2 separate regions of the Mus musculus genome follow, and region 1 is linked to region 2. Evidence: chromatin loops called from intact Hi-C (ENCODE). Cell type or tissue: gastrocnemius. All regions are shown on one strand. Links, peaks and the distances in the headings refer to the core of each region. The heading gives the core; the rest is flanking DNA. Region 1 overlaps Itpk1 (inositol 1,3,4-triphosphate 5/6 kinase). Region 2 holds the start of Itpk1 (inositol 1,3,4-triphosphate 5/6 kinase).

Region 1 (15,962 bases), core at 5,821-10,820, 79 kb after region 2:
GGGTGAAGGGGACACACTCTCCCTAGGCTCGGGCCTGTGCATCCAGACACTTGGTGACCTTCTGCTTGGGAGGGGCCACCTCGTGCCTGAGGTGGCTCAGAGGGAGATAATTGTCAGAGAGCTGAGGTACAAGGACCCCAGAAGCCTCTTTCTTCAATCCCCGTCTCCCCGTCTCCCCGTCTCAGAGGGCAGCCAGACTGGGATGTGGCCTGTGACTTCCCTGTATTTGGATGGATATGCCAACTCTTGTCTGTCTTTTATGTGTGTCTGTCTTTTGTGTGTGACTGTCTTTTGTGTGTGTGTGTCTGTGTGTGTGTGTGTGTCTGTGTGTGTGTGTGTGTGTCTGTGTGTCTGGGGGGTATTTCCCCTTATGCTGTCTTAGGCCCTTGGACACCACCATGAATAGGAACAAGATGAACTGTCCACTAGGCCAAAGTGGCTGCTGTCAAGGGACTTGTGGGCAGGTGGAGGGGGCTGTGGGGGCTTTCCTGGGCACTGTAGAACAGCCAGGTTCGTGTGGAGCTTGTTCAGGTTTCTAGCCTAGTGAACCTAAAGGACCAGGAAGTATTCTTTTCTTACAGGATAAATCTCTGTGCCCATATTCTATCCAGATCTCAAACAATAGTGTTAAAAGCCCCTCCAAACCCTACAGGGCCCCACTTGCTAGCATTGAACATATCAGCCATCTTCCTTGGTCACTCTCTACCTTATTTTGAGGCAGGATCTCCCTGTACCTAGAGTTTGTCCATTCAGCTAAGCCGCCTGGCCAGCGAGCTGCTAGAATCTTCTTGTCTCCCTAACTCATCCCTTAGTCCTAGGGTTACGCATGCATGCTCTTGTGACTCACACAGTGACTGGAGAAGTGAACTCAGGGTGTCACACTTATGTAGCAGACACTTTTTAGACTGGGCCATCTTCCCCTGCTGCTCAATGATATATTTTTTTCCTCTTTTCCTGATTTAATTGTAAGTACTAATGACTGTAATGTTACTGAAGGTATCGGGATCAGCGGCTGGACTCTAGCTTCCTGTGATGGCTTGTGTATTCTTGGGCCAGGGAGTGGCACCATTTGGAGGTGTGGCCTTGTTCAAGTAGGTGTGACCAGGTTGGAGCAGGTGTGACACTGTGGGTGTGGGCTTAAGATCCTCACCCTAAGCGGGGCGTGGTCGCGCACGCCTTTAGTCCCAGCACTCAGGAGGCAGAGGCAGGTGGATTTTTGAGTTCGAGGCCAGCCTGGTCTACAAAGTGAGTTCCAGGACAGCCAGGGCTATAGAGAAACCCTGTCTCGAAAAACCAAAAAAAAAAAAAAAAATCCTCACCCTAGTCGCCTGGAAGTCAGTCTTCCACTAGCAACCTTTGGATGAAGATGTAGAACTCTCAGCTCTGCCTGGATACTGCCAATTAAATGTTGTATTAAGGGAGTGGGACCTTGGGGCAAGAGCCTACCCAGCTAAATTTAGATCCAGGCATGGTGGTACACACCTTTAACCAGGAGACAGGCATGCTGATCTCTGCATTCAAGATCCATCTACAGAGCAAGAACCAGGATAGCCAAGCTTAGGCAGTGGAGGATTTAGAAAACATATAAAGCCAGTGATAATGTAATAGTACAAGGGGGTCATGTTCTAGTTCCTGTAAGCAGCAAAACTCAGCAGCTTCAGCCATGTGGCTCTGGCTCTAGAGTTAAGAATGGAAGGAACTACTGGGACAATTGATGCTGGTTAGTTGGAGCTAAGAAATTAGCAATGATTAAGAAGAGACCAGCATCACTGGGTTGAAATCTGGGAATTGTTTTCTGGGAGCACAAAGAAGCTGTGTTCCAGAGATAGCCAAGGTTGTACCTTGTGCTGCGGCTGGACTTGGTAATGTGTAAGAGTCACCCAGGTGGTACTGGTTTTGAAGGCATGCAGGTGTGAGAGGTCATGGAAGACCATTGGAGAAGGTGTAGCCTCAGCTGTAGTTGATGGCCCAGGACTGAAGGGGTCATGCAAAGAATTTGAGCTTTCACACCATGAAGAGAGCCTATGAGAGGCTATTGGTGAAGCCTAGTTGGAGTGGTACACCCTTGTTTATTGGAGATGTCAGCTGCCATGCTCCCACCTTGATAATGGACAGAACCTCTGAACCTGTAAGCCAGCCCCAATTAAATGTTGTTTTTATAAGACTTGCCTTGGTCATGGTGTCTGTTCACAGCAGTAAAACCCTAACTAAGACACTTTCCTAACAATCTATGTTTGGCCACCCACTACCGATTAGACAGACAAGTAATAGTGAAAAGTAGAGAAAGATTTAATTTTTGTGCCCACATGGAGAAGAAAAGGAAAGAGACCTGGTGACCACACCTGCCTCCATCCAAAGTCCATCCCCAGGATCCTGACCTGAAGGTCAGGTTTAAATAGTGGTTAAGAAGTTTGCATAACTGAGCATTTGTGGCCAAGATGAGGATCCACCTATTATTGTCTGGGCCACAGTCTCTCCTACAAGATGACACGTTTGTGCGAGCATGTATGGTTATAATGTGTGTGTGTGCATGCCATAAAGTGTGTGTATGAGAGAGAGACATGTAAAGCCGTTAGTACACTCTAACAAGCTTGGTCTGGCCATGTACCTGCAGAAGGCTTGAAGTCCCCCAAATGTTGGTGCCACAGGGCATTGCCACTGTCTGTGGAGTAAACATGTTGTCTACTTTTCTGCCTTAATTGGATTGCTGCTGCTTACCATTGCCCTAGTCACTGGAGAACTGGGGAACCGGGTCAGGGAATAAAGGCACCAGCCTCCCTCTTTGATCTGGGGCAGAGGCCATCTGGGTATCTCCCTTGGTGTAGTTTACAGGTTTGAGTGGCCAGACTCAAACTCCTGACTATGGGACTTGTGACATTCCTTTGGGTGTAAGGTGCTTATTCAGGAAGCTTCTGTGTCCTCCATCATTCTGCTTTGGGAAGCAGACCACACAGATACCCTGTCGCCGCTGCCTTTTGGGGTCCTTGAGAGGCCCCGACTGAGAGACTTAGTTCTGTGTAGTAGACTGGTTCTTTAGCCAGATCCCAGGACTCTAATGGAGCCTAGAGATATACATCAGGTCTTTGATCTGGGCCATTTGTCCTACTCAGCCTTGGCTAAGGCAAAACTTTTGATGTAGTGGGTCCCATTTGAAGTCACAGCTGAAAACACCACTCCGGGGCCACATGCAGGGAGGAAGGGGAAGAAACCGTGGGCACCCTTTGGTGTGAACAGAAGTCTAGTGTCAGCAGGAGAGAAACCTGGGTTCCCATACTGTGAAACTCTGTGTTCACGTCACTGAACCCCTGTGTGGTTCTGTGTCTTCATCTGCACCCCGTGTTGTCAGTGCTCATTAGGAGTACAGGGTGTAGCTTCTGGTAAGCACCGTGTGGGTGGCAGTTGTCATTACCAACCGCAGAGAACCGAGGTGTGGCTGCACATTCTTTGAGGATGTCAGTGTGAGCCAGTGCTAGTACCCAGGCTCTGCAGAATTCAAGCCTGGCCCATGCTGCGTTCTTGTGATATGCTACTACCAGAGGAGTGGGGGCTTCACGTTGGTCACAATATGAACAGCAAGGAGAGGGAGGTCTAACAGCTGGCGTTTATTGGATGCACCATGCTCCTCCACAAAGTACCATCAACGGGAGTGTGACACCGTGCTTGTGTCCCTTGAACTGGCATACACTGTATTCTTTGACCACCCTGTTCCTCTGAGGGGCTTGAATCCTTGCATATAATGAGCAGGGTCTGAGCAGGTATGCTGCGGCTGGGTGTGTTGCAGAACGGTGAGGTTTCTTTCGGCAGTTGAAGCCTTAAGAAGGTGGTAGCCACAAAAGCCAGTCCTCCCACTTGGCTAATTCCCGCTGCAGCCTCAGTTGTAGCTTTTGAACTCTGAAGTCAGGTACACCCTACCATCTCGGAAGCCATAGGTTTATCTTAGCAACCTTGAATCTCCGTGACTCTGTGCTGGGGACATACGTTGCAGTGAAGAACCCTAAGGGGCCCAACTGACAGCAATCTGCAGCATGGTGATAGGGGAGAGTTGCCCTGAAGAAGCAACAGGAAGTCTGGGGGTGGGGGTAGTCTTGTGGGTACAGGTGAGATGAGGGACCTATGCATTCTTCCGGTTTGTTACAAGGTGAGTTGAGAAATGTCAAGAGTTAGGAAACTTGGGAGCTGGAGAGATGGCTCAGCAGTTAAGAGCACTGGCTGCTCTTCCAGAGGTCCTGAGTTCAATTCCCAGCAACCACATGGTGGCTCACAACCATCTATCTGTAATGGGATCTGATGCCCTCTTCTGGTGTACTGGAAGACATGACAGTATACTCATATACTTAAATAAAACCTTAAAAAAAAAGAGTTAGGAAACTTGCCCTGAGGGGTATGTGGAAGAGTTAACAGTAGCCTCATCTTATGAATGGGGAAACTGAGGCACAGTACAGTTAGATGACCTTGGCTACCCAGAAATAATGGAGTTAAATGGGTTTCCTGGCCTTGCTTACATCTCTGCCTGGTTCCAGGTGCTGGCATTGGGGTGAGGACATAGTGTCTGGGCATAGCTTGGTTACCAGGTAGGGCATGATTATGCTAATTACTGTTGTTTTGGAAATCGGGGTGACTCGTGGGCCACTGGGATTTGCCAACTTTGTTCCATATCCTCTCAGCCTTGCCTGCCCCGCTCAGGAGCCTCAGTGCCTTTGTCTGCGAGGGGAACAGTGGCTCTTTGTTCTCTCTGTGTGCTGCATGGAGAACCGTGTCCAGTGCTGGCCTTGCCGGACAGCCAGACCTGGAAGTAGAGCAAGTATGGATTCCTGACCTCAATGGTCAGGCCTTTCAGTGACATGCTCTTAACACTCCCTGAGAAGGACAGTCCACGCCCCTCCCAAGGGGGAGAGCAAGCAGTCTCTGGGGATGTTCTGGGAGCTGAGTGGTCAGAGAAAAGGAAGGGTGAGCTCACATGGAGTCTTTACCCTGAGTCCTGTCCTCACCCTATCTAGGAGACAGAGCTTTGACTGTGCCATCCCTTCCATACAATCCCCGCATCTGTGATGCACTGTCTCCTAAGGGCCCCACCATTGCAGTGTTCCTTCTGTGGTGTTCTGGTTCCAGGAGCCCTTCACGCCCATCTTGAAGCCTCAGATGAAGTCCAAGGTAGTGAGGAGAGACTAGGGCTTCTCTGGGGTGCTTTCGAGTCATCGTCCCTGGAGAATGATGGTGGCTACTCTGGTCACTTGAAGAAAAGCAGAAAGGCTCGTTTATACAACTCAAAAGTGCAATAGTGGCTCACACCTGTGACCCCAACACCCAGAAGGGAGAATCAGGAGGGTGGCTGCAAGTTCAAGGGCAGCTTGATCTACAGAGAAGAAAAAATAGCCGGGTATAGTGAGTCTAGAGGCACAGACAGGCAGATCTTTTGTGAGTTCAAGGCCATCCTGTTCTACATAAAGTGGTCCACGACAGCCAGGGCTGTGTAGAAAAAGCCTGTCTCAAAAAAAGTGGGAAGGGGAGCTGGTGAGATGGCTCAACAGTTAAGAGCACTGACTGTTCTTCCTAAGGTCCTAAGTTCAATTCCCAGCAACCACATGATGGCTCACAACCATCTGTACAACTACAATGTACTCATATATGTAAAAATAAATAAATCTTTTTTTAAAAGTAGGTGGGGGGAGAAAGAAGCGAAGACTCGATGTTGTGGCAAGAGGTGGCCATACTGTGGAATAGAGCCACACCAGGCCTGATGTGTGTCCCGAGTTGCTTTTCTTGTGAAAGGGCTTTATTGGCATAAGGGTGCCTGGAAAGTACACAGAGGAAGGTGGCTGGCTTCCAGACTCAACTGTTTACCTTCTGTAGAGCAGCCAGGAACGCAGGGAGCTTATTTTCCAAACAGCCCCTGGTTGTCAGGTCTACGGGCCTCAGGCTAATGTCCACCTCCTCCACCAATCCTCAGGGGACCCCTGGCCTTTTTCTGCCTGATTTTTTGTCCTTGCAAACTCCAGTAGCCCAAGATGTACCTCTGGATCCTAAAACGACAATAATGAACACAAGCATGCCCTACCTGGTACTCAAACTAGGCCCTGACACTATGCCCCTCCCCAGTACCTGGCCCAGCGAGGACTGGAGATGGAGACCAGCATGGTAGTTCTGTCTGAACTTAAGGAATGTGCCCACTGTCAGTCTTGGGACCCAGTCATCTTTTCATAGCTGCCGTAGTCTGAAAATACTGTCCTTTTGTCTGTGGTACCTGCCACGGCAGAACCAGCAGGCATGGCTGTAGGTCCTTGGGTGCAGCCTCTCACAGTAACCTTCTTCACTTGCCTTCAAATCCTGTCTGGGTTGGAAGAAAATCTAGTGTGGCATCACCACACAGAGCCAGAGAGGCCCTTTGAGTTTCCTCAAGGAAAACTGAAGCCAGGGTTATGACAAGCTGGTGGCTTGGCAGGGCAGACAGTGGCATTCCTCTGGGCCTCAGGCTACTGCCTGCTACATAGCATGGCTGGCCCTTTTTTTTCTTCCTCGGTTCTTGGTGTTCTGGTCGTAGGAGGCAGGAGTATCATTCCCATCTCCCAGCCTTGCTGTGAGGTCTCAGAAGACACCCCAGAAGCAGAGTCAGGGTGAATCTCCTTAACGTCGAGACCGGCCAGACACAATTTTAAACAACAACAAAAGATCCTTGGGTCGCATCCCTTCCGCTCCTCAGTCTGGTGTCCTGCCTGTATTTGGTTTGTTTGGTACACAAGCCCATCACCATGGGAAGGAAGCATAGCCCTTGATGTTTTCTTATTGGGAGGTCCTTTTTTTTTCTTTTAAATAGGGGTGACATTTTAACATCTCTCCTGGCAGACCATAAAAAGTGGGGTTAAGGACAGCAGGAAGGAGCTGTCGTATTCCCAAAGGCTTATCAGAAGAGTTAAAGTAAGGATGTATGTGCAATAGGTGTGAGCAGGGCCTGAGGGGCTGACAAGACAGAGTATGCAGTATGAACAAGTGTGGGGAATTGTCACCACTCATAGGCCTGCTGGGACAGGGGAACCAAGAATGTAAATGGAGCCATAGAGATAGATGGCTGGCCGTCCTGGGAGATGGGCTGTGCAGAAATACCAGGACTGAAAGAGTCATGAGGACCAGGTACAGGGATCAAGCGTCATGACCTACCTTCGATATCACCTTCGCTATGGCCCCTATCTGCCATTCTGCCGGAGGGCAGCAGCTATATGGTTGTGACTTTTGGGATTGTGACACCCAGGGGACAGAGTGGACATGGGGCAGAGGATGGAGGGTGGGTTGGAAGTTTAAATCAATTGCCTTAGGTCTCACTTTGTATCCAAGCCAAACTCCCACCCACGTCCTAGGCAGGTTTTTTTAAAGCATCTGCCCTCACTTGCTTAATTTGTGATTTCCTTTCCCATAGTGATTGGGAATAAAAGGAGACAGGTATGTATGTCATTCGCTTACTGTCTCTTCAGAATGACAGTTTGTAGCTATCTTTTGTCACAAGTGACACAGACCTAGGCAGCCCTGAATCCTCTTAGGCTAGCTGCCCGTGACAGTGAGGAGTAAGTCAGGGGTTGCTTTCTCCAACCTAGTTGAGGCTCTGTGGGGGGTCAGCCAGGTACTGGGCTGGCGCCACTTGCCTCCAAGAGTCTAGCCTGGCAGGTGGTGATGACCATGTGCTGGCGGCAGACATCTGGCGCATCAGGAAGCGTGGTGTCAGGGTGCCCTGGCTGTTGGCAGGTGCTTTTGGCTTGGGGTCAGGTGATGCTGAATACCAGCCGGCCACTCTGGCTCCCTCGAGGCTTGATCCTCTCAGCCCTGTGTTCTTTACCAAACAAACACATTCCCCTGTGGAGCAGTGTGTGAAGTACTCAACTGACCCCCGGCATGCAGCCCTGTACTCCGGCAGCCCTCCAGGGTCAGTGACACGCCCTGGTTTCAGGGTGGAATCCAAGTGCCCAGGTTGTCAGGGAAGCGACTCCTAGACTTGCCAGGAACACCACTTTGCCATGGCTTCAGAGTATCAGGGGAAGAATATCTGCTTAGATGGAGCTCTGACTGGGTGACTGGTCATTTTTCTTAATCTCTCTGAGCTCTGGTCTCAGTGGTTGGGCAGATGAGGTGTGTCCAGTAAATGCTATCTCCATACAGCCAGTGTACATCGTCCCTGCTTGTGTGCCTTTGGGGACCTGCATGCTAACAAGGAGTCTGGGCTCTCCTCAGCTACTAAGAATAACGAGTAGTGGGGCCCTTGGGCTCTTACTCTGTCTGTCCCATCTCTTGGGGTACTGCCGAGGCTCAGGGGTCCCAGATGTGGACTCAGGAACTGAAGTTCTTCTCCTGTGTTGTTCTCACCTTACAGCTGAACCTCAGCAGACCGATTGAGGAGCAGGGCCCCCTGGACGTCATCATCCACAAGCTGACCGATGTCATCCTCGAGGCAGACCAGAATGACAGCCAGTCCCTGGAATTGGTGCACAGGTTCCAAGTGAGTAAGGGTGGAGGGAGGGCCAGGATAGGAGAGCTGTAAGCTTAGAGCGGTGGCTTCTGTAGAGACAGCTCTGCCACGGGCGAGCTGCGATTTCCTGGGCAAGTGCTCAGCGATGGGCCAGGTCTTGCATGTAACGCAGGTTTGATGTCAGTACTGGTCCAAGTGTTGATGAGCCCAGATAAAGTTTCTGTGTCTCCAGGGCAGGTGTGCTCACTGGCTGGTGGCTCCACCTTGACCCCAGGATGGGACCTTGCTGTTGCACCAGGTCAAGGGTCCCTTTCTTGAAAGCGTTTGAACCATGTCCTGCATTGACGGGAAAGCCTCTCAGTTGTTTGATTTGATATTGTGTATGACACTTCTCACAGGCCCGAGGGAGGATCCCTGCTCCCACCCATTTCCCCAGCAGCTCCAGGTTCTGACCCCTGGTTGACCTGCCTGTCACCTTGGGGTTCTCATGTGGGGTAGCCATTGCTGCTGTCATCGCTGCTGGCTCGCCCTGTGTGTCCTCTCTTGTGGACAGATGCGATTCTTTCCTCTGGCAGGGAGCTCAGGAGTCATGAAACAAAGTCGTATTATCAGCGGAAACTCAGCTAAAACAGTGGCTGTTCCAGGGCCGCCCCAGGCACAGGGCGCTTGGACCAGCACTTTTCATCTGCAGTAATTGGAGGCTGGAGATCCTTTCCTCTGTTAGGACAAAGGGACTCTTGTCACACAGCAGCCATCCTGCTGACAGTGTTCCTCTTGCCACGTGTTCAGGGTTGGTGGCCTCAATCCCCACCCCACCCCCTAGCATCTCATGGCTCTCACCCACTTCCTGGAGACCTCTCACTTTCGAATTTCTTTCCCCACCGCTTGTCCTACCTACTCCGTGCCTCCTGTATGCTGTCTAGGGTGTCCAAAATGAGGTAGGGATTGTCCCTGTGGGCCTCTGCATGGAGCCCCTCTCGTTTGCTCATAGGCTGAAGCTGTGGCCTTGGTCCTCCTCACCTTGTGGGGTTTTCTTGTTTGTAAAATGAGTGCTCGCAGGGAGGAGCTGCTGGCAGTGATGGAAAGAGCTTCCATGCTCAGCCCTAGAGGGTGCTCACTACTGGTATGTGCCATGCATACTCCTTGGATCCCTGCTCTGGGGCAGTTCTTCAAGGCCAGCTCAGGAGTGAGACAAGGCTAGAAGGTTTGGCCTGACTGGCCCCTACTCCCTGGCCTGAAAAGCAGCCAGCTTGAGCCTGTTCCGTATCTACATCCCGCAGGGCAGGTCTCATCAGCTTTGTTTTATAACCAGGAAACTAAGGCTCAGAGGTGTGCAGGGTGTGGCAGGGCCAGGGCTTAATATTGACTTTCTCAGAGAGCCCTCTCTGCTCCTTCCCTGTGTGGCTCTTACACCGTCTCTCAGTGACCAAGTGACCGAATGCCTTCACCACCATCCTGTAGGTACAGTGGACACTCAGTGAAGCAGCCACCATCATGTCTCCTGTCCTTTAGGGGACCCCCAAGTGTCTAACTCCTATGTCTGCAGCTCTTCAGAGAGTGGTTGTTCTCTGGGGAGAGAGCAGAGCCTGGGGATTTGTGTAGAATGTCTGCCAGTCCCACAGAGGATGGTGCTGATGCCTTGCAGGGACCCTGCTAAGCTCCCTCTGGGGGGAAAGCCAGGCCGGGGTAAGGGTGAGGACTCCAGCAGGAGCCAGTCACTCACTCTTGTTCCTCATTACTTTTCTATTGCTGTGATAAAAACACTATGACCAAGATGACTTGTAGAAGAGTTTATTCTAGCTGACAGTTCCAGAGGCAGAGTCGGTAGAGCTAGGGAGACATTAGCAGACAGTGGCAGCCCGGCAGAAGGAGTAGGAAGTTGAGAGCTCACATTCTCAACCTCAAGTGTGAAGCAGAGAATGAACTGGAAGTAGGTGAGGCACTTCCTTCTCAGAGCCTGCCCACAGCAGCACACTTCCTCCATCCAGGCTGCATCACCTAAACCTTCCTCCAGTAACACCAACTGGGAACCAAGTGTTCCCATGCCTGAAACCACAGGGCACGTCTCTCATTCAAACACCATAGGTAGCTCTCTCAAGCCGGCTGTCAGAAAGTAGTCAAGTGACACTGGAACTGGCGTTAGGTCCTGCTGTCCCCCTTCAGTGCCCTGCCGCTTCTTCAGACTCAGGTGAGAGGGAAGGCGCATGAGAGCCGCCTCCAAATCCATGGGCCGTGTAACCCCAGTAGTGTATAATATAGTTATGTTATTATGATCATTATGTCCATAGCTGCTTTGTCTGCATGCATGTCTGTGTACCACATGTGTGCTTAGTGTCCATGTAAGCCAGAAGAAGGCTTTGTATTCCACGGAACTGGAGTTATAAATAGCTGTGAGTCTCTATATGTGCTGGGATGAACAGCCAGTGTTCTTAACCGTGAAACCATCTCTCTAGCTCTAGAAGAGTCAACTTACTGATAACAGATTTACATTGCTGGGGTTACACGACCCATGGACGAAGGCTAGGGATTAGGTCCCTCGGGGCAAGACAGTAGGGACTATCAGCACTGACCTGATCATCTCTCCTTGGGAGATGCAAGTTCAGAGCCAGGCCACATAGATCCAGGAACTGACCCTTGAACTTGACCATGCTATGGCCTTCGTTTTCAAACTCTTGTTCAGTTTTCTGTATTGGACAGTAACAAGAAGGCATTGGCTTGGCTTGGGACCCAGGAGGAACAGAGATGCTATGATCAGGCATGGTGACTACAGGAGCAAGAAGCAGAGCCCAGGACCTGTTATACAGAGAGATCTTCCCTGCACCTTAAGTGTTTTGTGCAGTAGATCAAAGTGAAGGGGCTCTGCCTCAGAAAGGACTCTTCCAAAAGGACCCCATCTTACTCGGGTCCCCAGATTTTAGGATCATATGTAGAAAACGGTGACCTTTGGAGATGTTCTTATGAGCCTCTGGTCCTCAAGGAAGGGAGCTTCGGAACCAAGACCAGCTTCTTCCTTGTGTCCAGGTAGGCAGGTGGGAGGGTGTGGGCCTGGTGCGTACTGCAGTTCATTTGAGCCGGTTGTCATGGAGACCACGCCCGTTCAGTTTTCCCTTTGGATTAACCTCACAATGAGGGCTCGCTGGGATGATTCAGGGTTTTCTGCTCCAAGGGTCATGCAGCCAGCAGTCTGGCGCCTTTGCCCACTGCCTGAGACTTAGTTATCAGTGCACAGACATGGGCAAAGGTTCCCCCGGGGAGGGCCCTGCCTCCTGGGCCATTGGGGATGGGTGTGGCTGGTATACAGGAACCCTGGAGCCTCTTGGCTTCTCAGTGACTTCCTCTAGTGAGCAGTAACAACCTTCTCTGTCACTTTAGTGCCACCTGTCTAGTCTGACTGCAAGGGTTAGACTGGTGGCCCTGGGGCTCCCGAGACTCCCCAAATGGAGCATGCCTGTTGTAACCCAGCAAGTAGGCAGCTCTTCCATGGGTGGTCCCTGAAGAAAGACAGGAAGGAGGCATGAATCCAAAGTGATGGGTTTTCTCATTATTTGTGAGTGTGTGCATGCATTCACATATGAGTTTGTGGGTACATCAGGAGTGTGGGGGTTTTGCTTGATTTGTTTGAGACAGGGTCTCTCTTTGGCCTTGAACTTAGTAGGCCAGGCTGACTAACAAGCTCTTGGGACCTGTCTGTCTCCTCCTCTCTAACACTGAGATTATAAATATATGCCACCATGTGTTTGCGCTCTCTCTCTCTCTCTCTCTCCCTCTCCCTCTCTCTCTCTCTCTCCTTCCCCCCCCCTCTGTCTCTCTTTCTCTCTCTCTCTCTTCTCAGGGTTCTTGGTCAGTCTGTCAGTTGTCTGTCTGTCTGTCTGTCTGTCTGTTTGTCTGTCTGCCTTTTTGCCTTTTCAAGACAGTGTGTCTTTACCTAATCCTGGCTGTCCTGGAACTCACTATGTAGATGAGGCTAGCCTCTAACTCACAGAGATCCATCCATGTTTGCCTCCCAGTGCTGGGCTTAAAGGCATGCTCTACTACTCCTGGCTCTGGATACCTTCTTTAAGGGCAGCCTTGTGCTGTTCCTTCTACCTCTTCCTTCCCACACTAGCCCTCCACAGAAGCCACTCAAGCCTGACTCTTGCCCACCCTTTGTGCAATCGGTCTGTGTAGGCAAGGTCACCTTCGTGAGGATGCTCTATCCCGATAGTAGATGCAGTTCCTGTTCCAGGCCTTCCCCATCTTGGCCTTTACTTTCCACCACTTGGAAGTTCATAATTCATTGTCAGTTGTTGTTGTCTCTCCGGGGCCACCTGCTTCCAGGATCTTTGTCCCTACTGCTGCCCTCCACACCTGGCATATTTTGAATATGCCTCTGTGTTTGTCAATAGAACTGTGGGGAGGGAGTGTCTGGTTTGGGGCTGGGTGGGCCCTGTGGGCCAGGGATGGGTGGAGTACACAGCTCTGGGTGACTAGGAGCAGGGAAGAAGAAAGCCAGGAGATTTAGGGGGCAGGGGCTGCTGCCTGACATGTACGAGGGAATGTGCCCTGGAGCCAGCAGGCTGCAGAGCGGCGTGGCAGGGCCAGAGCTCAGGGAGTTTGGGAGCCAGTCTCTGGAGCTTGGACTTTCTCATGCAGAGAGATTAGGGAGTAAGACGAATGGTCATAAGGTCAGGTTAATTGATTGGGGGGGTGGGGCGCTCAGGATTTTTTTTTGCCAGTGCAAGGTGATCTTTAAGCAGGTAATCACTAGAGCTTGGACATCTGGACCAAAGAGGCCTCCATGCTCAGCCCCAAGTGTGCTGTATTTGTGTTTCCCTTCTCAGCTGCCAGGACAGGATAAAACACTACTTGTTACATCATCCCAAGGATACAGCAGGGAATTCCCGCCCCGACCCCATTTATTGGTTCCTTAGTTCTCCATCGGGTACCAACAGCGAGCTGTTCAGTCACCCTGTGGGAGCCCTGAGGCAGGAGACCCACCCTGTGGGTCTGGGCTCAGGCAGGGAGTGCAGCTTGCTTCTGTACGATAGACTTGGCAACCTCTGGTGGCTGGCGGAGAGCGTGGTGTTCAAGGCTCTTCCTGCTAGCTGGCTGAGGCTCTCTTGGGTCTTCAGGACCTTCAGGTGCTGGCACAGTTCCTCATGGTTAAGGCAAGGGGATGAGAAGGTGGGAAATCTCATGCCGGTTCTCAGTAGGTTCGCCCTGCAGGGAAGGGACTGAGCTCACTCCAGGACTCTTGTTTCCCTTTAAAAATTAAAATAGCCTACAAGGTTTTTGTGAGCATTTTTTTAAATTAATATATGCATATGTGCTTGGAGCAGTGCCTGGCATGGAATGAGAACTCTGTGTGTGTGTCTGTGTCTCTGTGTGTGTCTCTCTATGTGTGTAGGTATGTGTGTGTGTCTGTGTGTGTGTGTCTGTAGGTGTGTGGATATGTGTAGGGGTGTGTCTGTGTGTGTGTGTCTGTGTGTGTGTAGGTGTGTGTGTGTGTCTGTGTCTCTGTGTGTGTGTGTCTGTGTGTGTGTGTCTCTGTGTATGTAGGTGTATGTGTAGGTGTGTGTCTGTGTCTCTGTATTTAGGTGTCTGTGTGTGTCTGTGTCTCTGTGTATGTAGGTGTGTGGATATGTGTAGGGGTGTGTCTGTGTGTGTGTGTAGGTGTGTGTGTGGATATGTGTATGTAGGTGTCTGTGTGTGTGTGTCTGTGTCTGTGTGTGTGTGTCTGTGTATGTGTAGGTGTAAACACTGACCGTTTTCCTCCGTGTTGTCAGGTATATGGTAGTACATGCAGACCCTGTGGCACCAGTGGGGCACTCGCTATGCTTCTAATAAAACTGTCACTACAGTGACAGCAGCACTTTGCTCCCAGCTTTATCTGTGGCCATAGCCAGTTTATAAGTTCTCAATTGTAATTGGAGCCAATGAGGCAGCAATTATGAAAGTGTCCCTGAGTCGAGGCACGCCTGTGAGGGGGCCATGGAAATGTGACTCTGCCTAAAAGGCAGGGTCAGGGAGAGGCAGTAGCCAGAGGGACTTGGCTGTTATTCCTGGCTCTGCTCCTCACCAGTTAGCCCATGTTGGTTCCAGTCACTGTGCCTGCCATACGAGGGACGTTTTAGATGATACTTAACAGTCACCTTGGGATCGCCCCTCACTAGTTCCTAAGTGTGGCTGGCACCTCCCAAGCCATAGCCCCATCCACCCTTCCCTCTCAAGTACGGATGCAATAGCACAAGTGTGGAGTTCAATGTGGCAGCCTCCAGCACTGAGCAGCCCCTAGTGGAGGGTCTATGCTGTGCCGGAGGATGGAGGAGAAGGCAAGGGGACAAAGGTTTCCTTGTTCTTGACCTTCTAACCCAGTTAGGAAGCCAACATCTAAACCCACAAGAAGTTGTGTAACAGTCTAAAGTGAGCTTCTGTTGGTTTGCATGTGGGCCTCTGGGGTCAGAGCTAGAACATGGGACCCAGAAAAGATTTTCTATTGTCACAGCAGATGGATGACAGAGGCTGTCTTTGTCTAGTCACGTACCATGTGGACACCCTGCCTGGATCCTGCCCATCTCTTACTAGCTGTTCCTTATCTCAATCCTTGAGATAACAGAATGAGTTACGAATTTTTCAGGCCTAAGGAAGCTGCCACCTCCCGAGGATCATTTAGAAAGAGGCAGGACTGTGGCTATCACGTATATTCTTGTCATATGTGCATGAGGGGCTCCTTTGGACAGTAGCTAATGGTGCCTTTAGCTACTTCCCTTTCCCTCAGCTGGCTGGAGGGTCAGTAACTCAGGGTCACCTAGGAAGAGTTCAGTACCTTGGATTGCTTCTGACCCAGCTGGTGCCATGTGCTGATGAAACACAGGCTAACAGAAGCCAAGGGACTCAACGCTGCTTATATCCCAGTCCCAGAACAGCAGACTCAGTACAGGGCGGCCATGTGGTCAACCTCAGGATGACTGCAAATCTCAGCCAGAAGGCCAGTCCCCCCATGGAGACCGTCATACCTCCCATTGTTTATTTAGGTCGTAGGGACTGGGCACTGCTCTTTCTGCTGAAGGAGGAACTCAATTTAATGCCTTTGTCTGGCAGAAGGCACTCCTCCTATCCCCACTGTGGATAGAAAACCCAAGCCCTGCCATTCCACTGCCCAGTATCAGAGTCCTTACAAGTGACAGGTAGTGTTTTACCTCAAGGTTTGGTGCATGCTGAGTTTTAGAAATGTGTTTATTGGCAGAGCGTGCTGGTACACGCCTATACTCTCAGTGCCTGTGAGGTGGAGGCAGAAGAATCAGGAGTTCGAAGTTTAGTGATATGAGATTGTCTCAAGTCAAACGAATAAACAAAATAAGATGCTTCATAGTGTGTTTTCTGCCAGACATGGTGGCAGACACCTGTAATCCCAACACTTAGGGGACTGAGGGAGGAAGACTGTGAGACCCCCCAAAATAAGCAAACAACCCCAAGAAACATTTTCTAGTTGTAAAGAAAGCATTTGTACCCATTACTCAGTTTCTCAGCTGCT
Region 2 (15,962 bases), core at 4,994-9,993:
TGCCCTCGTGTGCAGGCATGCTTGTGAGTGTGGAGGCCACCACCAGACTTTTCAAAACCCCATCGAAATTCTTTGAGACAGGTTCTCTTATTAAGCCAGAGCTCCCAAGTTAGGCTAGGTGGGCTGGCGGCCAGTGAGCCTCAGGTGCCGCTTGCCTCTGCCTCCCTGGTGCTGGGATTACACATAAGTTTCACTACTACACCTTGTTTGTTTGGTTTTGGTTTTTTGAGACAGGGTTTCTCTGTGTAGCCCTGGCTGTCCTGGAACTCACTCTGTAGACCAGGCTGGCCTCAAACTCAGAAATCTGCCTGCCTTTGCCTCCCAAGTACTGGGATTAAAGGCGTGCGCCACCACTGCCCGGCTCCTTTTTTTTTTTTTTCCTGTGGGTTTTGGGGGTAGAACTCAGAGTTTCATGCTTGTGGGGCAAGCACTTTACAATGGAGCCATCTCTTACATCTCTTTCTTCCATTTTTCTTTTTCTTTTTTTTTTAAAGGTTTATTTATTTATTTATCATATGTAATTACACTGTAGCTGTCTTCAGACGAACCAGAAGAGGGCATCAGATCTCATTACGGGTGGTTGTGAGCCACCATGTGGTTGCTGGGATTTGAACTTTGGACCTTCAGAAGAGCAGTCGGGTGCTCTTACCCACTGAGCCATCTCACCAGCCCCTCTTCCATTTTTCTATAGAAAGCCTCTCAGACTTTCTATTATACTCGATGGTTTTCTTTTCTTTTCTTTTTTCTTTTTGGTTTTTAGAGACAGGGTTTCTCAGTGTAGCCATGGCTATCATAGAATTTGCTTTGTAGACCAGGCTGGGATTAAATGTGTGCACCACCATGCCTGGCAAGTTTTTCTTTCTTCTTCTTCTTCTTTTTTTTTTTAATGTTTATTTTACATGCATTGGTGTTTTGCCTCCCTGTATGCCTGTGTGAGCGTGTCAGAAACCCTGGAGTTAGAGTTACAGACAGCTGTGAGCTGCCATGTGGGTCCTGGGAATTAAATTCGGTCCTCTGGAAGAGCAGCCAGCACTCTTAATCACCGAGCCATCTCTCCAGCCCCAGGTTTTTCCTTTTTGAAATCCCATATCTGAGAGATACTTTGATACCTGCCCTTCCAAGTGTCACACTAGCCCTCCTGCCCTAAGCTCCAGGGTCACCCTCAGTCCCTTTGCTCTCCAGCTGGTGGCCCCCTTCTGCCAGCAGTGGCTGCCTGGGCTGCACCCAGTTCTCTCTCAGCTCTCCTTTTATTTCTTCATTGCTTTGCTGGTTCCTCCGTTCCTCTTGGCCTCTGAACCGTGCCTCGGCTCCATCCTTGACCTTTCCTCTGCTTGCTCTTACACCCTAGGTGATCTCATCCAGTCTTGTGGCTCCAAGTAACATCTCAACACTCACGCCACCCGTCTCGATGTTATCTCCAGCCTGAGTCACGGGCCGAACTACAGCCTCTTTCATCGGATGGCTTTCGTGCCGGCTCTCTCCACTGAATAGCTGGTAGAACTCCTGACTTGAGGCCCCAAACCGGTGCCTCCTTTTGTTTCCCTGTCTTACATACTTGGTGACTCCATTCTGCAGTCATTCAGGCCGGGATCCAGAACACGTATGCCTTCTCTTTCGTTTGCAGTTGCACGTACTGCTCATAGCCGACACCACTGGCTTTCACTTCCAGCTCTTCCCTGAGCCTGGTCGTGCCTCACTACCTTCCCAGCTTCACCATAGTCATCACTGGCCTGGGTTGCCGCAGGAACCTCCTGTTTTTCTCTCTCCCCTATTCTTGCTTCCCTGACAGGGTCTCAAGACAGTAGCCAGGTGATCTGAGTAAAACCAGGCAAGGTCCCGTTGTCAATCATGAGACTTCCTTTACATTAAGAGGTGCCCTCTGTGATTTGGCACCCCCCAACCCCCGCCATATTCTCCTCAGCTCTTTCTGTTCCAGCCTACCTCTTCACTGCCCCTTGCTGACATCAGACCCAAGTTCTTGCTGTTCCTCAGCCTCACCTCAGTCAGGTATCTGTGTGACATGCCCACTCCCCTTGCTGAACTTTTGTTCAAATATCACCTCCTTATGGTGTCTACCTCAGGTACCTGTTCAAATCTTTATCTCTGTGCTTCTAGCCCAACATCCTCTTTCCCACATGGAGGGTGGAGGAGGCTGAGAAGAGATAGACTAGGGGTCTTTTTTTTTTTTAAGCACATTTTTAGACAGCACAACCATCAGTCTTCTGTATCCTGAAGTGCTTTTGCACAAACACAACCTTCTCTTCAGTTAGAACAGAGGATCCAAGGCACTAAAGGCTAGGTAGGGACTTGCTAAGTTACCCAGCAGTCAGTGGGTCCTTGATCACTTCCGTTCCAAAGTGATCAGAATACAACAAGCCCTGAGGCTGGGTCTTGAAGGATTTTCGGTGAGCCCCGGAACTTCTCGGACCTTGAACTCACTTGCCCTGAAGGCGAGGTCCTGACTAGCGTGTTCCGTCCTCTGGGAAACTCCAGGTGGAGCATTTCCTGCCCAATTTACAGATGAAAGCAACAGAATAACTTGTCTCAGTCACCAGCCAGCCCCCTAGTCTTCCCCCCACATCCCTTTGGTTATCCCGCTCTTCTCCTTGGCTCATAGTCTACCCTTCCTGCCCTTTCACCCTCTGAACTCTCTCAGCTTTCATCTAGACAGGTGCCCCTAACCCCAAACTCCTACTTGTCTTTCAATGTCATAGTCTCAAGTCACTCAGAGGCAGGACTCACATGGCTCTCATCACATGCTCCAGGACTCAATGGTTTGTATGTCTCTGCCTTACTCATCTTGGGACTACAAGGCCGGCACTACCCCGCCACACCCTGGGTTCCCTGCTTGTGTGGAAGGAAGGAAGGAACTCCAGCAGGGATCCTGAACCACCCAGACACACAACTCCAGAGAAACCCACAGCCTGTGCCAGGGTGTGGGAATTTCTACTGTTGACTTCAGCAGTGAGGCACTGGCCATCGTCTGCTCCCTAACCCCTTTCTTTTCACCTTCTTGGACTTCCGGTCCCCATTTCTTCTCTCAGTTCTAGGTTGGCCATGATGTTCCACAGAAGCGATCTTCCTCAGGCACAGAGCTGAATGGGTGCAGTTACACTTTGTCTTCTGGCTTCCATGGTCCAGGATACAAAGTCCCTGCTTTCCAGAGCCATGTGGGTTCTCTAATCCTCTTCCATCCTTTTCTCCAATTAAAGAAAAATTAAACTCACTAGATCTTATTTAAAGAAGCACCCAGGCTCCACAGTAGGGGAGCAACTGAGCTCCACTCTGGCAACAAGGAAAGATGGGAAGTCACTGCCAAGGAGCAGAGTGGAACATCTGTGGGTGGAGAATTTCTGAGCAAAACCACCAGGGCTCCTGGGATTCTGGCTCAATTTACTTGACAGGATTATTATTATTATTTACATTTATTTATTTGTGTGTGTATATGCCACAGCATGAGTGTCAGTCAAAGGAAAACATGGACTTAGTTCTCTCCATCTACGCTGTGGAGAATAGAACTCTCGTTGTCAGGTTTGGCCACAAGTACCCTTACCAGCTGAGCCATCTCAGCAGCCCCACTTGACAGCATTCTTACTGCAGACAGGCCGCAGTGATCTGATACCAGGGATGGCGAACTTTTCTGACTCAGGAGGTTTCTTGCTAAAACTGAACCAAGGGGGACCAAGGACACTGCCCAAGGTCAGGATCTAAGCCGGAAAAAGGGACTTGGTGTAACTCCTCAAGTCTGGTCAAGGCCCGTTTCTGTCACTTTACTAACAGCTTTCATTTCTTCAAGCCTTTTCTCATCTCAGATCTTCAAAAATTGTCTTTATTTCCAAAGCCAGATAAAATGTCTTTCTTTACACACGGGAACCCATTTTTTTTTCCCTGTCTGTGTCTGGGGAGAGCCTCCAATTTCTCCTCCCAATGCCTAAAGCATAGGCTGGAGATGGCTGGAATGCTAAGTACTGTCCCATAGGCCGGGGTAGAGCAGGTGGCTCAGAGGATCCAAAGCACTAAGTCAGACGCCGAGCTACGTCCCTTCACCTAGCAAAGAAAAGGCTCTCCTGAAGATGCTATGTGCACTCTGGCTGCTTCTCTCCCTCCGCTGAAAGGGACCCCAGAGTGTGAACCTGGGGCAGTTGTGGAGATAGTACAGGACAATTGCAACGAATTGCCTCTGGGGGCAATCCCCGCTGTGCTGCCAAGGAGCAACGAAGCCCAGTGGTTTGGCCGCCCTCCAAGATAGACACAAGGCGCCCACACCACGACTCCCTCACCCCACTCTGCCCTGGCCACCATCCAGCACCCCGCCACTAGCGGCGGCGCCTTTAAGACTCATTGGCGCCCCCTGGCGGTAACCGGCGCTTCCTCCTCCGGGAGCTCTGCCCCAGGCCCCGCGTGTGCGTGGCGTGTGCGCGGGCGCTGGGGCAGGAAGGGCGGGGGACACGGCGGCGCGCTCCCCGAGGGGGTCCCCGCGCGTCCGAGAGGCACGCGCGGGCGAACCCTCGCCGCGGGAGGGCGTGCTCCAGCTCGGGCTCGAGGCTCGGGTGCGGTCTCGGGCGGCGGCCCGGGATCCCTAGAGTCCTCGAGCGGCGCACGGTGCTGCGGGGCGCACGTCCCTGCGCGGGCGAGCCCCGCGGGGCGGAGGGGGCGGGGCGGCGGCGGGGCGCGCCCACCCGCGGGGCCCAGCCAGTGGCGCGGCGCGCTGAGCCTCCGCCCCCCAGCCGCCGCCCCGCCCCGGCCCGCCCCGCCCGCCGCCCCGCCCGGTAGGACCGCGCGCTGAAGCCCGCTCCGCGTCCCCGCCGCCGCCGCCGGAGGAGGTGCCCGCACGCTCGCGGCGCGCGCCGGCCCCACACGCTCGGCCTGTGGGCAATTTCCTCCGGACCCAGGCTCCCGGGCCGAGGAGGAAGAAGATGCAGACCTTCCTGAAAGGGAAGAGAGTTGGCTACTGGCTGAGCGAGAAGAAAGTCAAGAAGCTCAATTTCCAGGCCTTCGCGGAGCTGTGCAGGTGAGGAGGGACGCGGCTTGGGGACCCCCGCGGCCCGAGCCTGGTTACCCTCGGCGGGCGCGGGGCAGACGACGGCGACCCGGGAAGGAGCGGCGCGCGCTGAGGGCTGGTTCGGAGCAGCAAGGTGGCCGCGGGGGGCCGCGGGCTGTGTCCGAGGGGAGCGTGGCCGCTGTGGGCGTTGGGTTCGGACCGCGGCTCTCAGGTGCACTGGGGTCGTGCCGGGAGATCCCTGGCCGTCCAGGGTGGTGGGACCCGGGAAATCGGGGAGTCCACGCCAGCAGTCAGGGGTTAGAGGGTACTTTTGGACTGGTGTGTTTTTCTTCCTCCCTCTTCTTCCCCTTAGTAGAGCAGGATACCGGCGTTTGTGTGGAGCCTACTACGTGCCTCGCGTGTGCACGGCTCCTGAAGCTGTCATTGCATATCAGCCGGCTTAAGCCCAGTTGAAATGAGTAGCGATACTTGGCTTGTCTGTGGTGATTTGCTGTCTCATTAGAGCCTCGCAGCAGCCTCGCAAATTAGCCAGGATGGTGATTCTGGGCCACGTGTCTTAGAAGAGGGACACCTACCAGCAGAGAGGTGGGGTACCTGCCTTGTAGTCCCAGGGCCAAGGAGTGGCAGAGCATAGAAAGTGATGGGTGGACCCACGTAGGGTAGAATTGTCTTCTGCCATTCCGGCTGAGCACCTCGTTCTCCCTGCGCTGGTGCTTCAGTGGCAGAGACCGAGGGCTTTGATGGAGCTTGCTCTTAATACATTACAGAAGTGCTGGGTTCCTAGAGTCAGGTGTGCCTTGCCTCTCCGCAGAGCTATTGGTTACAGCTTCTCAATGAAAGCCTAAGAGAATCCAGCCCCCACACCCCATCCCCGAAGCCTTTTGCAAACTCCGGGTGGAAACCTTTTGTTAGGTAGTCTTTTCACTTAGTAGATTTGACTTTTGAAAATGGACTTCACTTGTAGTTCCATCCCTGGTGGGTGCCCCGAATTTTGGAGAATTGAACAGTTGGGCTTCCATTATCCCTTGGTGCACAGGGGTTAGTTAGCAGTCTGAGCTGGCACATAGAGGCCGCCCTGGCAGCACTGCCTTGCCCCTCATGGCTGTCCAAGAGCCTGCTGCTTCTCTGCCCCAGGCAAGCCTTACAGGCCCTCCTTGACCACAACTGGATGGGATAATGCCTATTTATAAGGGGGCCCTGGTTCTGCGCCCCTTATAGTTCCCTTGTGGGTTTGGCTGAGTCTCCCAGACAGGCCTCTTAGGAGAAAGCAGGCTTTTCACGGTCGGCAGGGCGTTCAGTGCAGCCCAGAATTCACAAGAAAATCAAGAGGAACTCGAGCCAGAGCTTTGGAAAAGCCCAGGGCTTATGGAACTTTTTTTTTTTTAAAGGACAGTTGGACGTTTGTACCATAAATAAACACACTGAAAAGGTTGCCCTAGACAGCAGAAAAATTTGGAGAAGCCCCTCTGTCGTGTTCTGGAAGTCCAGTTCTGACTTGAGGGGACCACAGCTCCCCCTGCTGTCAAATAATTCTTGGGAAACCCCAGTTCATCCCTTGCATCCTTGTTATTGATAGCAATCTGGGTTTGTGTCACCCTTTATCTATACCCGAGGCTTGTCCTTGGCCTGGTGTGCTTTATTCTGTAATTAGCAGGCTGTAGCAGAAGACTCCTAGCAGAGACTTAAGGGTTGAGGACCGACTCCCAGACCTGCCGGTTGGCTTGCCCTTCCTGTGGGCCCTCCCTCCTTTAAAGAGGCGCGGGGTGGGGGTGGGGGTCTCAGGGAACCCGGGGTGCGGAAATCTTATTGAGCATTCATTTCTCAGGAAGGGTGGCTGAATTCAAGGTCTACTTGCCTTCCTTTGCCCAAGTGTTGGCTTCGGAGGGATGGCAGAAAGTCTCTGGGCCGTTCCAGCAGCTCAGGAATCCTACTGTGCGTTTTTATTAGTATAGCTTTCGATGCTTTGTAGCTGAAGCTTAAGAAGGAAAAGAAAACACCAGAAAGAGTTTTTCTGTTGCTTCTTCACTTTCAGGACAGAGCCCCCTGGTGGCCACATTGTTAACTAAACAACTGTTGAGATAGTGACCCCTCCCCCCACCCCCCTCCACTGTGTTTTGTTTATTGTGAATGCTGGAGTGGTCTAAGTGGCCCCGGAGACCCTGTGAATGGGCGTCGTCCTGTTCTTGACATTCAGAAGCTGGGGGTGCAGTGCTCGTGTATTGATGGATGGTGAATTGTCTGTGAATTTCCTGACAAAAAGGGCCAGGGATGTTGGGAAATGACTTGAACTGTGCTCCAAATGTGCATCCATGAGGACTGCTCAACTGCCCTGGGATGAGTGGTTTAGCTGATGGTCGGGCCTTGTAAAAATCCTTTCGCAGGGATTCATCTCACTGGATTTACAGACCGGGGGTGGGGGTGGGGTCGCGGGTGCCAGAGAGAGCATGGTCCATATGTCTCCTTTCCATTAAGAGCTCCCAGTCCATCCCTGAGACCTTGACCTCCCCTTTCAGTCACTCTTACCCTTGCTAATGTCCAGCTGTTGCTAATTGTCTCTAGGGATGCTTTCCTTTTTGAGGTCAAGCTATGCCCTCTGCAGTGTACCAGGTTCTGTTTTTTTTCTGAGGAGAGTGCGCAGGGCCCTTCCATAGGCAGTTGGAGCCAATTCCTGGCAGGTGCCCTACCTATCATAGGCAGGTACAAAAGCCAACCTTTTAAATATGTGCCCTGATAGCATGGGGCCTCTGGCTAGCCAGCCGATGGGCTTTGAACTAACCTGTTTCCAGAGGCCTTGTTTATTCCCACCCCTCCTTGGTGTCTCCTCCCAAGTACAGGAATATGTTCTGGCTAAGTTCCTTTACCCTTCGAACCTGCCTCTGCCCCTAGCTAGAAGTGACCTGGAAGCTCCCTCATCCCTCCTGATGTGGCTTTTTTAAGATGGGCAGTCAAGGTTCCCAGGGGAAGTGGAGAAACGGGAGGTTGGGCCTTGGGGAGTGCTCAGCTGAGGGTAGCTGGCTGGCCTGCGTTTCCTTCTTTGGTGGTTAAACCTCTCCTCCATCTCCTCTCCTTCCCCTCTGTTTCTAGGAAGCTGCGTTGTAGGTGGAAGACCCTTTGGTGCAAGGTGATGGGGAGCCTTGCCTGTCTTCTGTAATTTTTGTTTACTTTGAGACATTTTCACTCTCTAGCCCATTCTGGCCTCAAACACCCGAAGACCTTCCTGCCTCAGCCCCCAGTGAGTGATAGGATTAAAAATGTAAGCCACCACACCCAGCTTTCCACTGTAGATTTTAATGTGTCTCGTCTCATACAAGCTCTCTAATAGAAATGGGGAAACCAAGGCTTGGGACCTACCTGTGAGGGACTCTGGCATCAGTTGGAAGGCTTATGTGAGCTGGGCCCGAGTCTTTACTGGAGAAAGCTGCCTCCGTGTTTGTCCAGTGTCCTTGATAGGCTAAGATGAATCATTGTGGAGGCTCCTGCAGCCGCATATCTAGGGGGCTCTTGTGCTTGAGAAACCTGGAGGCCATCTGGTCTACCTCAGCTTTTGGGGAAATGGGCTCACAGAGACATCTCGGACCAAGTTATCTCTGTGTCCTAACCTGCCAGGACCCCTGTTTATACAGGTTTCAGAAGGGACCCAGGACTTTGTTGATACTCAGGCGCACCGAGCGCTGTCTGGAGTCTGGGGCTGGTATTAGGCAGTAGATTGAAGTACAGTGTAGTGCTGGTTCGTGGCGCTTGGAATTTGGTGCCTGCAATAACCTGGTTTTGGAGAATGCTTCTGGGCCTGTCTCTTCCCCAGGACTGTATATTCCCACCTCACCCCACCCCCATGATTTGAGACAGAGTCTCACTATGTAGCCTAGGCTAGCCTTGAACTTTTGTTCCTTCTGCCCTGGCCTCTTCCCTCGTGTTGGGTTTCTAGGTATTCCCAAGCGCACCCGGCAGTCTTCTTCGTTTGTGTTTACGCTAGAGAATCAAACCTGTGCGTGATAGGCAAGTGCCGCTAAGCTACACCCCCGACCCTATTTTATCCTTTAAAACAAAGCCATCTGGAGGCTGCTTTCTGCTGAAATAGCTTCGTATTCTGGGCTGCAATTCTAGGCGATTCTGCAGGGGGAGAGAAGAGGCTCGTTACCAGGATTGAATGGTGCTGGTCTGTAGCCCGGCATTTTTCTGTGTATTTTAGTAGCTGGCTTTGCTATGACCTCAGAGCTGTGATAGAGAGAGGCATCCTGAGTCAGGTTCAATTTACAGCAGCCCATGAAAAATGTAACCCAGCCTTGCAAATAAATCTCTTTCTCCAGCTCTTGGGTACAGACTAGACCTGCTGTGGGGGTAGATAGATGTCTTTGGTTAAAAACTGCCTAGGTTTCCAAGGCTGGGTTCACAACTGACCATCCATGTGATGCCCATTTGGCTTTGTAGATTTAGTGACCTTGGACTAAGTTTTTGCGGGTACGGTCTGTGATCATTGCTAACTGACTCTCTTGCTAAGAGGTGGGGCTAGTGGAACTGAACCTCAGGTCAGCCCACCCTGCCTGGTGGCTGTTGTACTTTACCACCTACATCTGGCTCTTACAACCCTTGTCTTTGATGGGCTGCTGGAGCCCCCTAGCTGGAGAATCTGAAGGAATTATGAATGCAAGGAGGTAGTCTCGTGTTTTGTTTTTGTTTTTTTGGTTAGGTCATTCTGAAGAATTCATTCATTCTGTGCTTTGTGAAAATGCTGTCTTCATTAATAATCTCATTACTATTGTTAGCTAACATTCCTGATTTCCCCCCTTTTCACATATTTCGGGCTTGAGATGAAGCTCAGCCGGTAGAATGCTTACCTAGCGTGCATGAGCCAGCACCTGGGGCTGATCTGCACCACATAAAACCTGGGTGTGGTGGTGCACACTCCCACAACTGCAGCGGTCTCGAGGTGGAGGCAGGATGGCCAGAGGTTCAAGGTTGGCTACACAGTGTTCAGAGCCATCCTGGGTTATGTAGCCCTGTCTGACTTAGAATTTGCTTTGTAGTTCAGGCTGGCCTCTAACTTACAGAGACCTGTCTGTCTCTGCTTCTAAGTGCTGAGATCTAAGGTGTGCACCACCAAGACCCCCCTCCCCACACCCCTCTTAAAATACAGGCACATGATGCAAAATTCAGAGGGCCCAAAGCACATAATGAAAAGCCAGCTTGTCCCTTCTTGGCCCTGAGCTCAGCTGCTCAGGGAACTCAGCAGGCTGTCTCCATGGGCGTTGATGTGACCAAGGGGGAGCCTGCAGCCTGTCCCTGCTCTTACAGTGGCACTTTATGCATGGGGTTGTATATCTTGGGGAAATTCCACATTGCTGCTTCCTTTGGGGCTTCTGCATCATTGTATGTGTGTGTGTGTGTGTCTGTCTGTCTGTCTGTGTATATGCAGTGTGGTTCAGCTCTTGAAAGGATGGAGACTTTTTCTTCTTCTGAGGTTACCTTCTAGACAGTTTGACAGTGGGTGCCCCATCCCTTGCCTGGATGTATATTGACAGGTCAGAGGTCACAGACATTCTTTTTCCTGGCAGTTCTGAAACAGTTTTACTGTTGCAGTTTCAGAGGGTGACAGGGTGGCAGGAGCTACAACCCACATGTTCAGCACACAGTGCTAGGCACTGGCCAGATGGGGGGTGGGGGGTGAGAAGGAATGCCCTGGTTTGCATTTCTTTTCAGCATAGTGAGACTGAGGGGGTTCTGCAGGTACCAGACACGGCTGGGCCCATGACCCTGCTGGCTCCATTCCTAATCATCAAGCATCCCAGGCTCCCCTAGTTGTTCCTCTCAGTGAATTAGCAGGTTTCGGGCACTCAGTGGAGACTTTGAGATGTGGTCTCTGACTGGTAGGATATAAGGAGAACCTTTGTTTTTGTTCACTTTGGTAAACTAGCTTCTGAGAGAACGCTTAGGCACACCCTTTTCAAAAGTAATATTGGATTTAGAAAGCAGGCCCTTCACCAGAAGGCCTATGTTTCAAGGGTCTTCCTTTCTGCTTGAACTGGGTTTACCGCAGCCTTCCCCCTCCAGGGCTCCTGGAGAGCCAGCTTTGGGGAAGGTATGGGAGAGTGAAACCAAGACCTCCTGGGTGAAGAGGCTGGTATGAGGTCACACAGTAGATCCTGATCTAAGGTCTGAGCCCCCTCCTAACAGCTGGAACTAAAGTCTCCCAGGGAACAGGCCCTTTCTGGGAGCTGTGAGTGAGGGCATGATTGTATTGGAGCAGGTCTGGCCATTCCCATTGGGCTATTTGAATCTGTCTGGGGCTTTGTCTTGCCTGCTCTGAGCCTTCTCAGAAAGCAGCCTTTGTGGCCTGCATCTCCCCAGCAGGGCCTCACAGGCTGGTGTCTGGGCCCCTTATGGTGCCAAGCCGAAGCCTGTGATGTCCCCTCCCCCACCCCACTGTGCCCTCCCACCACCTGTTTTTAAGGTTCACTAGGGTGGATCTGTCTCCAGATATGTGAGGATTTGAGAATCACTCCCAGGAGGGAACCCCTACAAGACTCCTGCCTCAGCACCTCCCCCTCCAAGCCTGTGCATGCTGGGTGCCCCACCCTGTAAACTGCTCAGAGTGTCCCAGGGCACACCTAATGGACTCTGCTAAGTCACCAGTGGTCCCTGGAGGGTGAATCAGGATACACAGGCCAAAGGCCTTCCCCCAAGAGCTTCTCAGTGATGTTCTGAGACACCCCCCCCCCAACACACACACACACACACTGCTAGGCTTGTCTTTTCTTTGTTATTCTGCTTTGCGTCCTCTCTCTTTAAAAAATGGGCTCCTTGACGGGAGAGATTTGGAGTGTAGATACCTACAACACACAACAGACATAGGTACTCGAAAGCATATGTGGTAGGGTCAAGGAGCTGCCTGGTGCTTTCAGAAGCCTCTGTTCATCTCTGGCTCAGCCAAAGTTCCTCGTGACCCTGAAGTCCTCTGGGTCAGGGGAGAAGCACCTGAGGTGGAAGGAGGAAGGAGGAAGGGATAAGTCTTAGCTTTGCCTCGTTCAATGCCTCAGCATCTGCCCAGTCCCCAGTGCTGGGTTCTGTTCTTTCTCTGCTAGTGCCTGTGAAAGGGAAGGTGAACCAGTAGGCCTGCACATCACGCACACTGCAAGGTGCAAGGAGCCTGGTTGCTCGAAACCTGGAGAGGGTTGTGCTGGTGTAGCTGAGGCTGCTCAGAGCTCTGGACAGAGGTCTCTCGGGGGAGGTGGTATTTATTTACTGAGAGGGGTTGAGCACTCCCTGGAAATGCTGAAGGACCCACAGAGTGGGCAGAGTCCCCTGCGTGGGAGTGCAGAGCCTCCGTCACAGCCCCGAGTTCCACTTCACTGAAGGTAGCCGTCTAGGAAGGGGCAGGCAGCTTTGGGTATAATTGCAGGTGGGTGTCCACATCCAGAGCCTGTTCCTTGGAAGTGTGATGGAGGCCATGTGGATGGCCATGTGGCCTTCCTACCAGCCAAAGGAACTCTGGTTCATCCGCCATGCTCTGGGGGCCAAGGACAGGAGGAGGCATGCTCCCCCCTTGCCTGGCTCAGTTCTGCCTCTGTGTTCAGGAAGTCAGGAACTGTGGACCCAGGGCAGGTGACATGAGTGTGCTCCGGGCCAGCTGTCCCTGCCCGGAGCCTGGGGTTGGTAGAAAACCCAATTGATGCTTGTGCTTTTTTGGGTAGTCATTAGTTCGCTACTGACCTGTGCGTGTCAGCTTGCGTCCCAGCGAAAGACCTGGGCTCTTGGCCAGACACGCATCTATCTTCATCTTCACCCAGCCATCCCAGAAGGTGAAGCTTTTCCAGGAAAGCAGGCTTGGGGAATCTCGCCGAATGTCCTGGGGATTCTTCTGAAAGATACAAAGTGTCATTTGCTGTGTTACTGGGCGTCATAACAAAACTCTCACATGCAGGCAGCCCTGGGTTAAGTAGGCTAAGCCAAGGCTGGGCAGGCCCCTGCTTCTTGGGTGGGGCCCTTTCAGATAGGCACTTTGGAAGCAAACATTCCCAGGCAGGTGGTCGGCCCACACAGTCTTTGGCTGGGAGACCCTGACGCCTAGGAGCTCACACTAGGTTTACCGTGAGCCAGAGGTTGTCCGATGCCTTGTTGGAGCCCAGCCCGCGGGAGAGAGGGAGGGCAGGGCCACCAGGCAGGTTGCCACTTTCTGGAAAATGTGTTTTCTACACCTTTTAAGATTTCTTGCCTCTGGCTGCTGGTTTGCCTTGGAGTGTTCTGGTGAGGCTGGAAGAGGACATTTCTGGGCCCTGGCCTGGCTACACGCAGTACCAGATATCGGAGGAGGCTCCAGGCTTGAGGGAGAGGTGAAGACACAGCCCCAAGATGTTTTCCTCTGTAGCTTCCGGGCTTCTCACCAGCTGACTGTGTGGTGTTCCCTGTGCTCCTAGGCCCACGCTGGGATGGCTGGGATGGCTGGGATGGCTGGGATGGCTGGGATGGCCTGTTCATGTGGCTGCCAAGCCTCTTAAGGTCTTACCTCCTCTCTCCTCCCTTGTATGTGTAGCCCGCAGTGGATCTCAGAAGCTGCTAGGATCCTCTACAGACCTGGCATGATTGCAGATGGGAAACCCACTCTCCCAGGTGGGTGGTGCATCTGTGTTTGCCAGATGAGAGAATTTAGATTCAGAGAGAGTCAGGATTCCCCCTTTGGGGGCCGGTTGACTCTTGAAAAACCACATTTCTCCCACCCCGCCGGGTCACCTTGTCTTAAACGTACTATCCATCCTCCTCCTCGGTACCCAGGAGAAAACCAAGGGGTTGTAAGCTGAGCATCCTCACTGTGCATTTGCGGTCCCAGAGGGTGGTGGGCGGTGGAGATGGCATTGAGCTCGGAGCTCAAGACTTGGCCAGCTGGCTCTGATGACTGTGCATGCAATTCTTCCCGCCCCTGCCTCTGCGCCTGCCTGGGGGTTGGGTGGTGGTGGCAAGTGCAGCAGGTGCTCCGTGAAGGGAAGATAGTGTCCTCTGGTGAGACAAAGCAAGAGGCCAGCAGACAGGTAGCCTTCTCTCTCGAAGGCTTGGGGGGTGGGGGAGGGAGGGTGAGGTTGCTGTCCTCTGTTTTCTAGAAGGGCTGAGGATGGCAAGCGGGGTCAGGAGTCAGGGGTCAGAGACCTCTTGCCCAGTAAGTAGTTCCACTTTCGTTTCTCCATTTCACTCGTGTTTCCACCGAGCTGCCAGGCCTGGGCTCCTGAGGTGAGGGGACATGGGGACAAATAAAATGGGTCATTTGTCCTAGTGAGGTTCCCAGGCCACTCCCTCCCTCTGGGTGGGCCCAGTGTCTTTCTTTTTTAAAACAAACCCACTTACTCCTTTACATGCTCATCAGATAGGTCCCCACGGTCTGCTGCGTGCCAGCCACCCCTGGGGCCAGAGCAGCTTGAGTGAGTCCTTTTAGGGCCACTGTTTGGCCACAGTGTGCCAAGCTGGGGGCCTCCTAGGACCCTGGGATCAGATCTTCTTTATATAGGCTGGATGGAATTTCTTCATTGTCCTATACTAACTGTCTCCTGGGGAGGTAAAGGAGGCTTTGACGAATGGAATAGTTAGCCCTAGTTATAGAGCTGGCAGGTGGGGGTGGGCGGTGGGGGTGGGGAGCTCAGACTTGAGCCTGACCCGACTGACCGCACAGCTTAAAGGGGTCCTGATATTCGTCATGGGATCTCCCGGGCCTGTTTCCTCCATCCTGAAGCAAGCCTGCCTAGTGGTTTGGTGTGGAAACAGAAGTTGTTCTTCATGTACCATGTTCCTCATCTTGAACCACATTCATCCCCACGTAGCCTGTGTTCAAGGAGGCTTGGGTAGCCAGTCCCTTTAATGCCTCAGGGAAGGCTGAAACTGTGGGGGTGGGTAGAGAGAGGCCCACAGCAGGTAGCTTCTGGCAATTGGAAATCTGAAGGTGCCTCAGCTGGTGGCGCGTGGTTCCCTCACAGGGTGGTAGAGCCATGGTCAGGAGATCGCTCTTTGAAAGCCATGGGAGCTGGGCCTCCTGGAACAGAACAGCGGTCCCTCACAGAGCTTTGGTTTGCTTACAGCCTTGCAGCTGGATGTTTGCAGTGCTGTCCATTGCTTTCAGTATCTCTGTGGAAAGTGAGGCTCAGAAAGATCCCTTTCTGGACTTTCATGCTGTTTTGAATGTCACGATTGGTGACTCCGTAGTAGCCCACATTCTTGGCTGTGCGTTGCTTGCCAGAGGGTGACAGGTACTGATTCACTAAGAGCCATTTTGGTCAGATGCTGGGTCTGCCAAGGAGCCCTACCAACAGTATAGCTGTTGTGGTGCCGGTGGCCGCCCTGTTTGTAAAACGCTCTGTCTAAACTCTGGCTCTGGGGAGATCCTAGTGTCTTTACCAATCATGCCCTGAGCTCTTGAGTATAAGGCCGTGGGATCCACTCTCTGTTAAGTGTTAATCGTGGGCCTTCTGGGATCTTATCTGCTGAAACTAGATCCTTAGAAGGTTTGGGAAACTGTTTACAAAGATCACCCAAATTTGGCAGTCTCTTGGGAATATTTCTTTCCGGGGCAGTTTCTGGGTCTCAGAAGGTTGGCCAAGGGATATCTTTCTGACTGTGTGACTTTGGGACACAGACTTCACCTCTCTGTTCAGATGAGTGAGTGAGTAAGGGCAGGGCATCTTAGTGGCCTGCTCTGCCAGGCCCAGCTAGTGGGAACCGTTAACTGTTTTGTTTTTTGAGACAGGGTTTCTCTGTGTAGCCTTGGCTGTCCTGGAACTGTAGACCAGACTGGCTTCAAATTCACAGAGATCCTCCTGCCTCTGCCTCCCGAGTGCTGGGCGGGCATGCGCCACCATTGCCCCACGTGAGTCGTTACTCTTGATTGGCCTAAGGTTTCCAGGAGCTTTAGCTTCAGTATCCCTGGAAGGAAAGGAAGATGGAACAGGTCAGGCATGTATTCCCAGAGGCCTCTTGGCTAGATTGC

Evidence for each region. Peaks named below come from ENCODE experiments on the same cell type or tissue, not always from the same donor. Only the 100,000 strongest peaks of a DNase experiment are listed, where the experiment ranks them.
Region 1: it touches region 2 in a loop (1.9-fold over the local background); 4 of 42 quality-filtered maps call a loop at or near these places.

Annotation. Positions count from the first base shown.
Region 1 is chr12:102,615,817-102,631,778 of GRCm38, reverse strand. Itpk1 (inositol 1,3,4-triphosphate 5/6 kinase) reads left to right here. Exons shown (of 10, transcript NM_172584.3): 3 at 8,354-8,479. Among named protein-coding and RNA genes, the nearest start is that of Mir1936, 61 kb to the left of the region's middle. In gastrocnemius, for the core only: no CTCF peak of the experiment used is centred there; DNase peaks (open chromatin) are centred at 5,887 and 7,760; H3K27ac peaks cover 1,631 bases.
Region 2 is chr12:102,693,771-102,709,732 of GRCm38, reverse strand. It overlaps Itpk1 (inositol 1,3,4-triphosphate 5/6 kinase), which reads left to right and starts at 4,864. Exons shown (of 10, transcript NM_172584.3): 1 at 4,864-5,011. The coding sequence starts at 4,917. Gm40559 (a long non-coding RNA gene) reads right to left here and starts at 13,892. Exons shown (of 4, transcript XR_003950246.1): 1 at 13,743-13,892; 2 at 13,503-13,619; 3 at 12,710-12,857; 4 at 11,780-11,974. RefSeq lists an enhancer at 10,961-12,106. In gastrocnemius, for the core only: CTCF peaks have their summits at 6,512 (motif pointing left) and 7,035 (motif pointing left); DNase peaks (open chromatin) are centred at 5,510, 6,095, 6,518, 7,052 and 1 more place; H3K4me3 peaks cover 2,304 bases; H3K27ac peaks cover 2,240 bases.